Linked DNA regions of Homo sapiens: region 1 is linked to region 2. A link is a contact called in ENCODE POLR2A ChIA-PET data. All regions are on one chromosome and are shown on one strand. The core of a region is the stretch at or near the end of the contact, and the rest is flanking DNA. Distances in the headings are between cores, read along the strand shown.

The links. ChIA-PET counts read pairs that join two places held with the same protein, here RNA polymerase II (POLR2A).
Region 1: POLR2A ChIA-PET joins it to region 2 with 12 read pairs in A673. The contact joins two enhancer-like sites. POLR2A ChIA-PET finds 5 or more read pairs at or near these places in 3 of 52 experiments (A673, H1 and activated T-cell).

Annotation. Positions count from the first base shown.
Region 1 is chr6:13,353,438-13,357,620 of GRCh38, reverse strand. LOC105374936 (a long non-coding RNA gene) reads right to left here. Exons shown (of 3, transcript XR_926496.3): 3 at 3,881-4,000. Among named protein-coding and RNA genes, the nearest start is that of TBC1D7-LOC100130357, 27 kb to the right of the region's middle. RefSeq lists a silencer at 1,916-2,005. Within about 2 kb of position 1,445, at least 12 of the 41 ENCODE cell types and tissues checked have a DNase peak (open chromatin) inside an H3K27ac peak, as active enhancers do.
Region 2 is chr6:13,118,743-13,122,957 of GRCh38, reverse strand. All of the region lies in intron 5 of PHACTR1 (phosphatase and actin regulator 1), which reads right to left. Among named protein-coding and RNA genes, the nearest start is that of TBC1D7, 210 kb to the left of the region's middle. Within about 2 kb of position 1,962, at least 3 of the 41 ENCODE cell types and tissues checked have a DNase peak (open chromatin) inside an H3K27ac peak, as active enhancers do.

The DNA.
Region 1 (4,183 bases), core at 196-2,695, 240 kb before region 2:
ACCAACGCGTGTGGGAACTGGAGGCACTTCAAAGCCATCTGGTTCAAACCCTCATTTTGGAAATGTGAAAATGAAAGGCAAGTAACCTACCTATGGCCTCTGGGTATGTGTTTGTGTGTCCAAAGCTAGTGTGGACAACCAAAGCTAGTGTAGACAACAAGAGGATGAGAACATAGCTCTTAGATTGGGGGAGCAAATTTTAGAATTCTCTAGAATTCTCTAGTATTTTAACACTGTAACCTAATACTTCACACCAAGCACTGAAAAACAATTTTTTTTTTTTTTTGATACAGGATCTTACTCTGTCACCCAGGCTGGAGAGCAGTGGCATGATCACAGCTCACTGCACCCTCTACCTCCTGTGGCTCAAGCGATCCTACCACTTTAGGCTCTTGGGTTGCTGGGATTACAGGCACATGCCACCACGCCCAGCTAATTTTTTTTTTTCTGTATTTTGTAGAGATGGGGTTTCATCATGTTGCCCAGGCTGGTCTCGAACTCCTGGACTCAAGCGATCTGCGTGCCTCAGCCTCCCAAAGTGCTGGGATTACAGGCATGAGCCACTGTGCCCAGCACTGACCATTTAAAAGAGCGTCTTTGCTTACTTCCTTCTTAGCAGTGTTTAAGGGCAACCATCGCAGATTGAGCTCAGCCTAATTTCAAATTTGCATGACATAGAGTGTTTTATGGAGGGGCTGGCCTTTCCTTTCTATCTTTTGCTGAGTCTTAGAGAATGCTCATGAATGTTCCTTCTGGTCTATGGTTTCCCCTTCACTTAAAAATAAGAATTAATACTGCAAAATCTGAAATCTCATTCACTCCTTCATGAGCAGGTCCTGATATAAATACATCCAGAATTCAGTCCATCTATTATGATAACATTGTAGCAACCCCCTGTATCCACATAGATTATTGTCTTGAACATATGACATTCTCATACCACATGATTCTGCAGTAAATCTAACAGCAGTTCTAAATAAGGCCAAAAAGGAGAGTGCTTTGTCAAAACTAAAAGCACCATCCACCCAAATGTGAAGTGTCATCACGATGGCATCCATTCCCCTAAGTTTCTTTCAGCAATGTGACTTGAGAACCAACCCTCAATGAAAACTCGAATCTCCTAACCAGTTATATAAATTTTAAATCTAGGAGCTAGTTCTTCTTTCATGGATTTTGGATTCTCTTTGTGATGTTGGTTTGTCTCAATTTAGTCCCATTTCTTGCTTTGTAAACCTGCGATTATATGCCTCCTAGTAAACCACATGATATGATCAGCGCTGCTTTCATAGTCTCTGAACTGTTGCTTAAAAAGAACAGATATAATTGCATGGTAAGTCATTCAGGTTGCTCTTTACTGGTGAAATGAAGAGAAACCTGGGTGTCCTCTGATGTCTGTCTATACACCCCACCTCCCTGATTCACAGAACCATTTTCCGGTTTCACTTCTTGCTTCTTTTATCTTGTGCATTTTTAGCACCTGTTGTGACAAGCCTGGGTGACTCGATCTAAAAAATGAAATGACTTACAATTACTGTAAGAATGAATTACAGATACATGATGTATGCACAACTCTGTATAGAAATGAAAACAAAAATAACTTCACCTCACTCTAATTCATAGGCTACCATGTTATTGACCCTTATTTACCTAACTTTTGCTTAAGCAGGAAAGATCCCTCTGCCTAGATATCCCCTGGGCTTGGCGCCCTCACTCCTCCACCCCAGCCCTTATGCATTTGGCAGTAGTAATGGCCCCTGCAGGGAATGTTGTCCAAGAAGTCTAGATGATAGAGATGAAGAAGGCACATCACTTCACAGAGTTTATGCCAAGTCACCGCCAGAAGCGCAGTGTTACAATTTACTTAAGCCAAGACTGCTACAAAAAACTGATGCAAATGGAAGCTATTCAAAATCCTTTGCCTTGTGCATTCAAGTTGAGGCTCCCTTTTGAATCCTATCTCTGAGTCTACATCTGCTGGGTAAATTCCTGAACGATGACTTGAGCTGTGACAGCTTTTGTAGCATTGCTGTGGTCCAACCACAACTCTGTAAGATAAACTACCTAAGCTGGTTGTTGGACTTCCTCTAAAATGTCATTCTAATTATAGAAACACCTTTCTTTCCTGATTTTATACAGATTCTAATCACCTTAACTGCTTCTCTTCAGCCATGAATGAAAGCGAAAGATTAAGTCACTTTTAGAAGCCTTCTTGGGCAATTATAGATTAATTCATTTCTCGCTCATTGAAGGGACTCAATCCTAGAACAACAGTCTGGAATACATGTGTATGTATGCCCCTTTGTCTCTGACCTGCTCATCATTGGCCATCAATGCCCTGGGAAGGAGGGACCCTAGGAAGGCCTGAGGGGCTGCACCTGATGTGCAGGTCATGTGCACAGACCCCACAGGTTCAGGCTCAGTGTTGAAATTCCCTATGTCATTAACTCCCTTGTAGGAAGGATGAAAGGGTCTAGATCAGATTTAAGTCAGACATAGGCTATTTGAGGCGCCTGTGGGAATGGCAAATCACTCCAGACTCCTCAGAAGCAAAGGCCAAGCAGGCCTGAGAGCTAGTGAAACTCCAGGGAGAGGAGCAAGACCAGGATCTGCGCTTTCTCAGCTTCCCAAAGCTGTCTGTCTCGGAACTAACAAATGAGGCTGACTCTTCAGAGTTCTAGGCCAAGGGATCCGGACTTGACACTCAAGTTTCTGCCATGAAGCAAAAGACAGAGCTAGCCTGGAAAGAGCAGCTCTGTATCACTCCGGCTGTGAAGTGCTAAAACTCGACATCTCCCTGAGGAAACAGGAGAGAAGAAAGGATGGAGAGAAAAAAAGAGAGGAAGGAGCTGGCATTAATGGACCAGCAAGGGAAGGAGAAGGGAGCAGGAAAAGCGGTAGTTCACGTAGGGTAAATTAGATGAAGGGGAACAAACAGCGAAAGGTCAGAGGGCTCTGCACTTAAAATAAGGAAGCTTGTGAAGATAAGTAAATGTTGCCTGAGATATCTGAAGTAGGGTTCCTCTTTGGCTGACAAGCCTTAATCTGCACTCTGGAAACAGCTTGTATGAGGAGGAGGACGGCAGACAAGGAGGAATGAGGGAGGAATTCTTACAGGAACCATCTGGCTGAGTCACTTTTAGGGCTGTTCAAAGCTACCCAACTGTTGACATTTCCTGGAAATTCTTTAATGCCAACAATTGTGTTAAATGAGCAACATCCTTAAGACCCCGAGTGCACCTTGGATCCCCTCGTCCTTTCTTGTTGCGTTTGCGATTTGCAAATCCCCTGAACCTGAAGTCTTCAAGGATTCAGCATCTGCCATTTCACCATGTGTTAGTCCCCTCCCTGGGCCCCTTCAAACACACTCTCCACTCAGAAATCTACCATTTAGCCTTTATTTATTTATTTATTTATTTATTTTTGACGCACGCACAAGGCTTCTCACTCCTCCTCAGCTTTCAAAGAATCCACCCACTAGGCTGTCACTTCAATCTGCTGTCTCCTCCTGCAGCACAGAATTTCTGAAGAAAGTCCCCAGGTGAACCAGCCTGGCCAGCAGAAATGGATGCTCACCCACTCCATCTAGCCCCTGGCCTCTGCTCTCCTGGACTCCCTGGCTCAGTCCTCAGATCAGTTCCGGAACTTCTCTCCTTAGGTTTCCTGTAACATCCGGGTTTCTCCCTTACTTGCTTAAAACAACCTCTTGCTTTCATTCATCCATTCATTCACTCTGAGGCCATCTGAGGAAAGCTTCCTTACCTGCTTTCCTGATGACCTAATATATGCTGTACCCACCTACTTCCTCTTCCTTGAATGGGGAAACCAAGTCACAGGGAAAGATACATCTCTCCCTTCTAATGCTGGATCTCATTCCTTACAAGCCTGCTCTCATTCTCCACCTCCAATCTCTCTGTGTCCATTCTTCTCTTCTTTTCATCCGTCAGTTATGCCAGTGGCTCCCAGCCTGGAGTATGAATCTGGGGGCAGGGGTGTCTCTGAACTTAGGTGGGGAAAAAAATGCATCTTTATTTTCACTAACTCTAAGTGAAATTCAGTATTTTCTTTGATTATGACAACAAATCACAATTGTGTAAGCAATATCTGTGTCTTTATCACCAATAGAAATCACATCTATTTTCATCTTTTTTTTTTTTTTGAGATGAGGGTCTTGCTCTGTAGGAGT
Region 2 (4,215 bases), core at 713-3,212:
TAAACAAAATGAAAGAAACAAAAAACACTGAATATGTGCTGCCTCGAATGAATATTTGTATGGCACTGTGCAAGCTCATAGGTAGTAACCCTTGTTTGTCTTTAAAAGAACTAAAGACAGTGACTTTAACTCACAGAGTTGATCTCATGCTGAGAGCATCAGGCTAGACTGGATAAGTGGTCCTTCCGATGGCCCTAAAATCATGCCATGTACTCTCTAAGGGAATTATACCTAACAGTATCTTCCAATTTCCAAAAGTTGAATTCTCTTTAAAAATAAAAAAGTACACATACAAAAGATTTTAAGTATTTAAAAGTAGAAAGATCAGTACAATGAACCCCCATCTACTCATCCCCCATTTCAACAACTGTCACTAAAATTCTTACAAGTTTGACAAACAAATTGCCCTCATTCTAGCGGGAAAGTCCTGTATTGGGTAAGCCAATATATCAATAGCTTGACATTGTCAGGACACGTTAACCTACAAGCACCATGCTGATGTGCACACACATTTTTAAAGCTTTACTTCTTCTGACAGTTACGAAGCTCTTCTGAGATCAGGTGTGGAGGAAGCTCACCACATCTCTTCCCTTGGGAGGGTTCAACTTCACCTAATTACAGACATAAGCTGAATATGAATTTGGGGAATCAATCAGTAGCAGGTTATGCAATGCCAATTAAAAATAACCTTTGAAAATACAAGATACCTAGATGTAAAACACAAAGTCCTTACATACTGAAACTCTTAAAAATGTTTTCTTAAAACACTTATTTCAATCCTCATTGGATTGCCTACCATTTGGAAAGTGCGGGCAAGTATTCTATTAGGGAGGATGAGTCTTTATTGAAGAGTGGTGGCTGTCGGGCTCAGGAATAGACTGCCTCAGTATCACACAGAAGCAAAGGCAGTCACACCATAAATGTGTGGCATGTCATAATACTGCCTATATTTATTATAAGACTTTATGTATATATTTTCACATACATACTTATATACGCATATACACATATATATTTAAAACTCATGCAGTCCTGAACTTCACATTGCATGATGCATTTTCTGAACTCAGTAAGTCCCTGTTCCCAAGATTCCCAAACTGATTCACTGTGAAGCCTTGCTCATATGATCACCATCATTTCATGCACAGCCTGCTTTCCATGAAGATTGCTGCAGCCCTGGGCGAGGCCCTGTCTAGATTGAAAGAGACATCGATGTGTCTTCCTGCAGCCAGCCTTGCCTGTTCCCACCTAGCCTTCATATAGCTGCCAGATCTATTTGCTGGAAACCATGTCAGATCATATAAAATGTACCTTGAGTCCCTTTCATGTCTCTCCGTTGCTTATAGAATAAATTCACATTCATCAAATTGGCATGTGAGACCCCATGCAAACAATGTATCAAATAATAATAGCTACGATAATATCCTACATAGCAGAGTGTAATCGTTAACTCCTGTTTAATAGTTAACTATATAGACTTCTATGTTATAATTATATAATTAGTATATATGGTCAATAATATGAGAAGACGTGACCTATCTGAAGGAAGTACTATATTACCATTTTACAGAGGGGAAAACTGAGGCAGAAAGTGATTGGGTAGCTTTCCCAAGGTCACCTAGCTATTAAGTGACAGGATTGGGAGTTGGACCCAGGCAGCCTGGCTCTGGAGTCTGTGCCTCTCACCATTCCGTCCCCTGCCAGATCTCCCTTCTAAGTGCCTCCATCCCCAGCCCATCCACATTCTAGTGATTCCCTCCAGGCACACTGTACTTCTTTGCTGGCATCGCTTCCCCTATCTGGAAAACGCATCCATCTCAAGCTAGTGAAAGTTCCTTCTGCAGACCACCCAAGACCTAAGTTAACATCACTCCCTCCACATGGTGGTGCCCACGCCTCCTTTACACCCTTATCTGGTTCTGTCTTGTGTAGCTGGCTGTCAGCTGCACCTGTCTGAATGCCCGGCAGACCTCATGTTCTTTAGACTAGGGTGCCAGGCTTGTTCTTTGTCATCTGGGGGTTGGCACAGAGCTCCCAATCACCCTGTCACTGAGTTTAATGATACAAATGTGAAGACATACAGAGGCATCGCACACTGCAATGCTGGGTAAAAGTTTTCTCTACAAGAGGCAAACATGTGCTTTAAAATGACAACAATAATGAGGACTGCATGGAGTCCTTGCAGATGATGTCTTGCCTTTCCCCATGCCCCCTGTTTTTCCTACAAGTGGGGGCAGGGAAGAGAAGAGAGGAAGGGCAGCATGCCCTCTGCAGCCACAGCCATCCTGGCTTGCAGGATTACATAAAAGAGATGAGCCTAACAGTCTGTCAAGGAAGCAAGGAGGTCCCACACTCAAGGGCTAGCGAAAAGAAAAGAGAAAACCAGCCACCCCACCTTCGGCCTCCTCTAAATTGCTACCATCCCAAACCACTCCTACACTTTCTCCTCCCCACCCTGTGAAGACAGAAGTGGCCAGCAGCGTGCTTCGACAGTCAGCCTTCCTGGACTCTGTCCTTAACTCATTTAAGATCATCATTTTCCTATTAACTCTCCATGCCAAGAAGTCCTATCTCAGCAGTGTGGGTTTGGGATGTCACAGTGGGGCCCCTTGTTATTCAATTTCACTGGGTCTTCTGTTTTCCTACTTTGTTTAAATGGAATGTTTTTCTCCAGGAAAAAAAAAGGAGGGGAGGAAGAGAAGGAGAGAGGGAGAAGCAGGGAGGGAGAAGAAAGGAAGAAGGAGGAAAGGAAAAGTTAGTTTGCAAAGCTAGATTGTAGACCAGGAGGGAAGTCCTTCATATGTGGCAAGAATGAATAAAATATTTGTAAACTCTTGAGACACTGGCAAGGGAAGGTGTTTTCTCCACAGAGAAGAGGAGGCACCAGGAGAGGTATTTCCAGAACTAACGGACCATGTGTCCATGGGCCCCTTCACCACGTATTTCATCCAGCAGGTCGATTTGATGTGACAGGCAGGGTGCATCTCCAGGAAGCGACTCCCTCATAAATAAAGGTGGGTTTGAGTTGGATGTTTCCATACAAGGAAAAATCTGTGGCACACGCTCTTACCACTCAGACTTTGTCTCTACAAGTTTGGATTCCTGGAAAATGACACAGGGAAGGGTAACTGGGAAAAAGAACACCCGTCGGCTTCTCATGGAAACATCTGTTCTGCTGGAAGTGTTCCTGGAGCTGAAGGTGAGCTGTTGAGACCCCAGGTGCTAAAGCTTTAGCAGAAGCATTTATCCGCTCAGCCTCTCTCAGGCCCTGCCCTTCAGGGATGACCTGCTGGAGCACAGGCAGAGGTCTGAACCTCCTCCTCAGTAGGAAGCAGAGATGCAAAAGCAACAAACCTGGGACGTGAGTTGTAGCTGCAGGGGCTGGGAGCTCTGGGGGCCTCTTCCCCCAGCATCTATTCTGGGCTAGTGGGTCCCTGAGAGGCCTTCTTAGGGAACAGCCTCAGCACTCCCCATACATCACAGAGCCTCACCTTCCTCTAATGTGGAGAAAATTCATTTTCCCACTAGTGAGGTCAGTATGTGTAGGACTATACGGTAGCTTTCTGATGTTGTGAGAAAAGTGACCAAATTATCATGAAATTGGTAAACTTTATACGTGAAAAATCTCAAGTCAATTCTGAAGCCAAATGCTGTTTTCCAAGTAGTGTTAGAAGTTTAAATTAATCCCAGTGGGTTTTCCAAAGTGTATCACATGACGCTAGTCTCTGTTTGGGTATTGTTCTGGAAGAGAAGCTTTTCTTACCATGCACAAGGCCTAATTTGCTATCTTCCACCATGTGAGAAATATGCTTGGGGAGAAACAGAAATGAAGTTTAAAAAAACTATTTTTTTTATGAGGTAGATAAAGAGAGAGGCTGAAAAGAGAAGACAAGGAGAGGAGGTTTTTCGTAAGCCCTCTAATAAGGCGAGATGAAACCTTTGTTCAGGGTCTATTATGTGCTAGGTGCTTTTTGACTCATAGGAACTCTCAATAGTTCCTAGCATTAGAAGTAGTATCATTCCCATTTTACAGATGAGGCAACTGAGGCTCAGAGCACCGCAAGAATCATCCAAAAGTGAGTCTAGTATGTAGCTAAATAGAGTTGCAAACTCAGGTAGTTCTAGCTGCAGTGCCTGGGCTCTTTCCACTGCGCCATGCTGCCCTTCTTAGAAAGGGCCCTGGGCCAGGCACAGTGGCTCACGCCGTAATCCCAA